Regions from separate parts of the Homo sapiens genome. Here region 2 is linked to region 1. A link is an interaction called in ENCODE POLR2A ChIA-PET data of the cell type or tissue named here. Cell type or tissue: Panc1. All regions are shown on one strand. Links, peaks and the distances in the headings refer to the core of each region. The heading gives the core; the rest is flanking DNA.

Region 1 (2,912 bases), core at 148-2,647:
GTGTATTTTCGGCAGGGAATAAGTCTTTAATATGACTGTTTCAGGAATTTACCATAGTTAACTTTTCTTTTTTCCTTCTTCCTTCCTCCCCTCTTTCCCTCCCTCATTCCCTCCCTCTTTCATTCCCTTCTTCCCTCTCTTACAGCTTGAAGATAATGGAATCACTCACTTTTTGTTCATAATTGGTAAGATTTTAGTTGGTAGAATGATAATTCCTTTTCAACAGAACTTTGTTATTTGTTCATTGGTTAGCAGGAAGAAGATGAGCCTTAAGTCTGAACACTGAGGAATTCATGTGCATCAGTCAGACCTCCTGTGCAAGGAAGGATGTGGTTACTACGGCAACCCTGCCTGGCAGGGTTTCTGCTCCAAGTGCTGGAGGGAAGAGTACCACAAAGCCAGGCAGAAGGAGATTCAGGAGGACTGGGAGCTGGCGGAGCGGTAAAAGGACTTAACTAGGGGTAGTTGAACAGTGACGTGACTGGATACATACTTCTGTCACCGTCCAGATACATTTTTTTAAATTTCTGCTTTGACCTATCAGCAAGTCAGTTTAAAATTAAGGAAAAGGATGTTTTCTCCTCTTCTTCTCAGTCAACCTTTAATGAACAGCTTTCAATAGTTTCTTCATTTTGTGTATGTCTTAACTTCTGATTATATTCTTTGGGTTGTGTTAGTTCTCAAATTTAGACAATAAGCTCCTTGGAGTGGAAGAATGGAGATAGGCATATTTCCCGGTGAAGATTAAATGAGCTAATAAATATGATGTACCCAGTGCAGGGCTTGCAAATGGCACTCATCAAGCATTATTTCCCTTGTTCTTTTAATATATTCAGCGTGGCATGTAGCTCAGTGATAAAACACAGTAGTAGAAATCTGTTGACTTGTATACATAGTCCTTGCATTATAGAAATTTAACTTTTCCTTAAAAATTAGATTAGTCAAAGGCAGTTTATATTATCTGGAAATACAGTGATGTTAAAAATTAAATAATGAGCCAGGCGCAGTGGCTCATGCCTGTAATCCTAGCACTTTGGGAGGCTGAGGCGGGAGGATCACTTGAGGTCAGGAGTTTGAGACCAGCCTGACCAACATGGTGAAACCCCATCTCTACTAAAAATATTTAAAAAGTTAGCCAGGCGTGGTGGTGCGCACTTGTTATCTCAGCTACTCAGGAGACTGAGGCAGGAGAATTGCTTGAACCCAGGTGTTGGAGGTTGCAGTGAGCCGAGATCGTGCCACTGCACTCCAGCCTGGGTGACAGGGTGAGACTCTGTCTCAAAAAAAAAAAAAAAAAATTAAATGATGGGATGGCTAGTGAGCATAGGAACTAATAAAATGCCATGAATAATGTTAATTCTTTGCCAGAGCATTTTGGAAATTCTAAAACTGCTTCAACAGAAGAAAGTCAAATGGAATTCTGCCAAATCTTCTTGGTAGTTTTTTTGTTTTTTTCATCCAGTCAGCCAATATTTGTTGAGTGACTATTTTGCTGGCATCTGTGGTGAACTCAGAGAATTAGAAATTACACATTGCTTTCAGTGACTGTGGTCAATCAAAGAGAAAATTTTAGCCCAGAACATGAATGATCTCCTCAGGGTTTCCACTGCATGCCTGATGCTGTCAGTAGCAGATCCTGTTTCAAAAACAGTAGAGGGCACTAGGCACCAACTGCCTCAGCTTCCTCCCCTTGCCACATAAAAATGTACTAATACCTTTATATTAACTTCTTGTCTGTTCCAGAGAAAGAGGTGTCCTGATTCCATCCTCAGACTTAGCACCTCCACCTGTGATTTTTGTTTCTATTTCTTACTGCTTTTAATTGTGACCCTGCTAAATCTCTTGGAAAGCTTGTAAAAGCAGTGATTGCTGGACCTTACCCTTAGAGTCTCTGATTTTAGTAATTTGGGAGTAAGACTAGAGAATCTGCATTTCTAACAAGTTGCCTGGTGATGCTGCTGCTGCTGTCTGGGGAATCACACTTGGAGAACCACTGTCTTATAGATAGTGCTTGGTTTTTTGTTTTGTTTTGTTTTGAGACAGGGTCTTGCTCTGTCACCCCAGCTGGAGTATAGTGGTGCAGTCTCAACTCACTGCATCCTCTGCTTCCTTGGCTCAAGTGATCCTCCTGCTTCAGCCTCCCAAGTAGCTAGGACTACAGGAGCATGCCACCATGCCCAGCTAATTTTTGTATTTTATGTAGAGACAGGGTTTCACCATGTTGCCTAGGCTGGTCTCAAACTCCTGAGCTCAAGTGATTCAGCCGCCTTGGCCTCCCAGCGTGTTGGGATTAAGGGCGTGAGCCCCCGCACCCGGCCTGTGTTTGTTATTTATTACAGATGGTTCACATGCAGCTAATCCGAAGCCAAATTTATTGCTTTTATTTATTATTCTCCCCATTCTGAACATTTTCCTCCTAACCCTTCTCGTGAGTCAGTTAATGGCGTCATTCTTTACCAAGTTAGCTAAAAAACCTTGGTTTCACTCTTGATTTCTCTTTAACCTCCCTTGGCACCTACAATTTGACCAAGTTCTGTTTGTTCCAACTTAGAAAAGTCTTTTGAATTTTACCTTTTCTACTCCTCTTTTCCAGGTATTTATTTTCTTTTACTTAAACCTTTATAATATACTCTTAATTCCTGTCCATGTCTCTGGTTTCTCTATCCTTCAAGTTGTTCTTACAGCTACCTGCATGATCTTTCTAAAGCACAGATCTGACAACAATAACTTTTTGGATTTACAGTCTTTCTTGCTTCCCCACCGCATGATGAAATCCAGAATAGGCTTAGCAATGGGCTTAGCAATCAAGATTCCCTACCCTCTGGTGCCTTCCTGTGTAGCCAGCATCACAGTTCATCACACGCCAGTGCTCTGGCTACATTCAGCTTGTTGTGAAGCAAACCACAGGCTTG
Region 2 (2,912 bases), core at 133-2,632, 200 kb after region 1:
AGGGCCTGGCCCTGGCTCTTAAATGCTTCCATCCAGAAGTGACATACGTGACTTCCTCTCACAGGCCATTACCCGAAGTTAACTTCAAGAGGGCTTAGAAATGTGTGGGAGCCCAGAAACACGCAGTGAACATACGTCTGCTGCAGGTGTCCACGACTAGCTCAAGATGACAGGGAACTGGAGGCACAACTGGTGGGAGTCTAGTTGCTCAAGAACTCATGACCTATAAACCTGATTTTTAAAAACTGAGATAGAAGCCGGGTGTGGTGGCTCACACCTGTAATCCCAGTACTTTGAGAGGCCGAGGCGGGTGGATCACAAGGTCAGGAGTTCGAGACCAGCCTGGCCAACATAGTGAAACCCTATCTCTACTAAAAATACAAAAATTAGCTGGTATGGCAGTGTGTGCCTGTAATCCCAGCTACTTGGGAGGCTGAGGCAGGAGAATCACTTGAACCCAGGAGGTGGAGGTTGTGGTAAGTGAAGATTGTTCCACTGTACTCCAGCCTGGGCAACACAGCAAGACTCCGTCTCAAAAAAAAAAAAAAAAAAAAAGAAACCTGAGATAGAGACTGGGAGCAGTGGCTCATGCCTCAGGCCGAGGAGGGCAAGATCACTTGAGGTCAGGAGTTCGAGACCAGTCTAGCCAACATGGTGAAACCCCGTCTCTACTAAAAATACAAAAATTAGCTGGGTGTGGTGGTGGGCACCTGTAATCCCAGCTACTCAGGAGGCTGAGGCAAGAGAATCACTGGAACCCGGGAGGCAGAGGTTGCAGTGGGCTGAGATTGGGCCACTGCACTCCAGCCTGGACCACAGAGCGAGAGTCAGTCTCAAAAAAAAAAAAAAAAAATTGAGACAGAATTCACACACCATAAAATTCATCATTTTAAAGTATAAAATTCAGTGGTTTTCACTATATTCACCCATTGTGCAAGCATCACCACTACCAGATTCCAGAGCATCTTCATACCCTCAAAAGGAAATCCCACACTCATCAGCAGTCACTCCCCACTCCTGACCTGGTTTTTGTTTTTTGGGGTTTTTTTTGTTGTTGTTTTTTTTTTGAGACAGGGTCTCACTCTGTCAGCCAGGCTGCTGTACAGTGGCGTGATGACAGCCCAGCCTCCTGCGTTGCTGGGACTACAGGCACCCACCACCAAGCCCCATTAATTTTTTGTTAAGATACGGGGTTTCGCCATGTTGCCCAGGTTGGTCTCAAACTCCTGGGCTCAAGCCATTAGCCCACCTCAATCTCCCAAAGTGCTGGGATTACAGGTGTGAGCCACCAAGCCCGGCCCTGATTTGTTTTTAACTAATGAACAGTGTTTTAACACTGCTCTGACATACAGGAGCTGTAATTATCACAAAGGTTAAAGGACCTTGTCCAACATCAGGGAATCGATAAATGGTGGAACCAGGATTCAAACCCAGACCAACTGTCTCCAGAGCTATTCTATCAACCATCTGTCTGCCCTTCAAGACCTTTTTAGGACATGGCAAAGTTACAGGTAGACGCAGCCTCACTGAATGACCTGGGGTTCATTTTGCAGCTGACATCCTGGCCACATCATCAGATGACAGCATTACCCAAGATGAAATAATCCCTGCAGAAGGACACAGGATTGGTCTCGTGTCTGGGTGGAGCTATCCTGCACCTCTGTAACCCTGGTGCTCATCAGACTTTGCATAACATGAGTGCTCAATATTTGTTTTTGTTTTTTTGAGACAGAGTTTCGCTCTTGTTGCCCAGGCTGGATGGAATGCAATGGCGCAACCTCAGCTCACTGCAACCTCTGCCCCCCGGGTTCAAGCGATTCTCCTGCCTCAGCCTCCCAAGTAGCTGGGATTACAGGCATGCACCACCACGCCCGGCTAATTTTGTATTTTTAGTAGAGACAGGTTTCTCCATGTTGGTCAGGCCGGTCTCGAACTCGCGACCTCAGGTGATCTGCCCGCCTCGGCCTCCCAAAGTGCTGGGATTACAGGTGTGAGCCACCACACCTGGCCAGCACTCAATATTTGTTTGCTGAATGACTAAATGAACAGAATCTCCCAGACCAGAGTCAATGCTTCTCCCTCAATGGCACAGCACACTGGCCCTTCAGCCAGGAGTATCGGAACAGAGCCGTGCTGCTTTCTAAGACCTCGTGGCTCTGCCTGCAATCACCTACTAAAGGGCAAGAAACCAAGCCAAGCTTTTCAAATATCACAGGAAAAATAGCAGGGGTCCAGGTACAGTGGCTCATGCCTGTAATTCCAGCACTTTGGGAGGTCAACAGGAGGATCGTTTGAGCCCAGGAGTTTGAGATCGGCCTGGGCAACATAGCAAGACCCCATCTCTGCAAAAAGAAAGAAAAACTCGCCAAGCATGGTGGTGTGTGCCTGTAGTCCCAGCTACTTGGAAGGGCTTAAGGAGTTTGAGACTGCAGTGAGCAATGATCCTGGGTGACAGAGCAAGTGTCCTGCCTTAAAAAAAAAAAAAAAAAAAAAGAGAGAGAAAAGAGAAAGAAAAAAAAGCAGGACACTGTACGTGGGAGGTACTAAGAGCTTCAGAACCTTCACTTTGGACTGGCTGCCTCTCACTCTGGCACAAGATCGCTCCTCACTCTGCCAGATTCTCAAGCTTCACTCCTGCCTGCTAAAATAATCGCTCTGATTCCATTCTCTTGCTCACACCTCCCAAAGAACTGCCCTTACAGAATTTACAACCGAGCCTGAACCTCTCAGCCTCTTACCTAGATGGGACCCAGAAAGGGTCACCTGTGGGAACACTCCTGTTCTTGAAAACAGTGCCTCCACCCTGGCCTAGGCCAACATCATCTTTCATCTTGTTGGTCTTTTCCACACACAAAAGTAGTCCCAGCACCTCGAAGAGAGCTTGGCACATACGTGGTGCTCTACAAATACTT

The links. ChIA-PET counts read pairs that join two places held together with the same protein. Peaks named below come from ENCODE experiments on the same cell type or tissue, not always from the same donor. Only the 100,000 strongest peaks of a DNase experiment are listed, where the experiment ranks them.
Region 2: POLR2A ChIA-PET joins it to region 1 with 10 read pairs; 4 of 35 experiments call an interaction of 5 or more read pairs at or near these places.

Annotation. Positions count from the first base shown.
Region 1 is chr7:76,129,517-76,132,428 of GRCh38, reverse strand. No RefSeq gene overlaps it. Among named protein-coding and RNA genes, the nearest start is that of SRRM3, 71 kb to the left of the region's middle. In Panc1, for the core only: CTCF peaks have their summits at 1,448 and 1,656 (motif pointing right); a DNase peak (open chromatin) is centred at 1,681; H3K27ac peaks cover 383 bases.
Region 2 is chr7:75,925,612-75,928,523 of GRCh38, reverse strand. The region is part of intron 1 of POR (cytochrome p450 oxidoreductase); the gene reads right to left. Among named protein-coding and RNA genes, the nearest start is that of MIR4651, 12 kb to the right of the region's middle. In Panc1, for the core only: no CTCF peak of the experiment used is centred there; no DNase peak of the experiment used is centred there.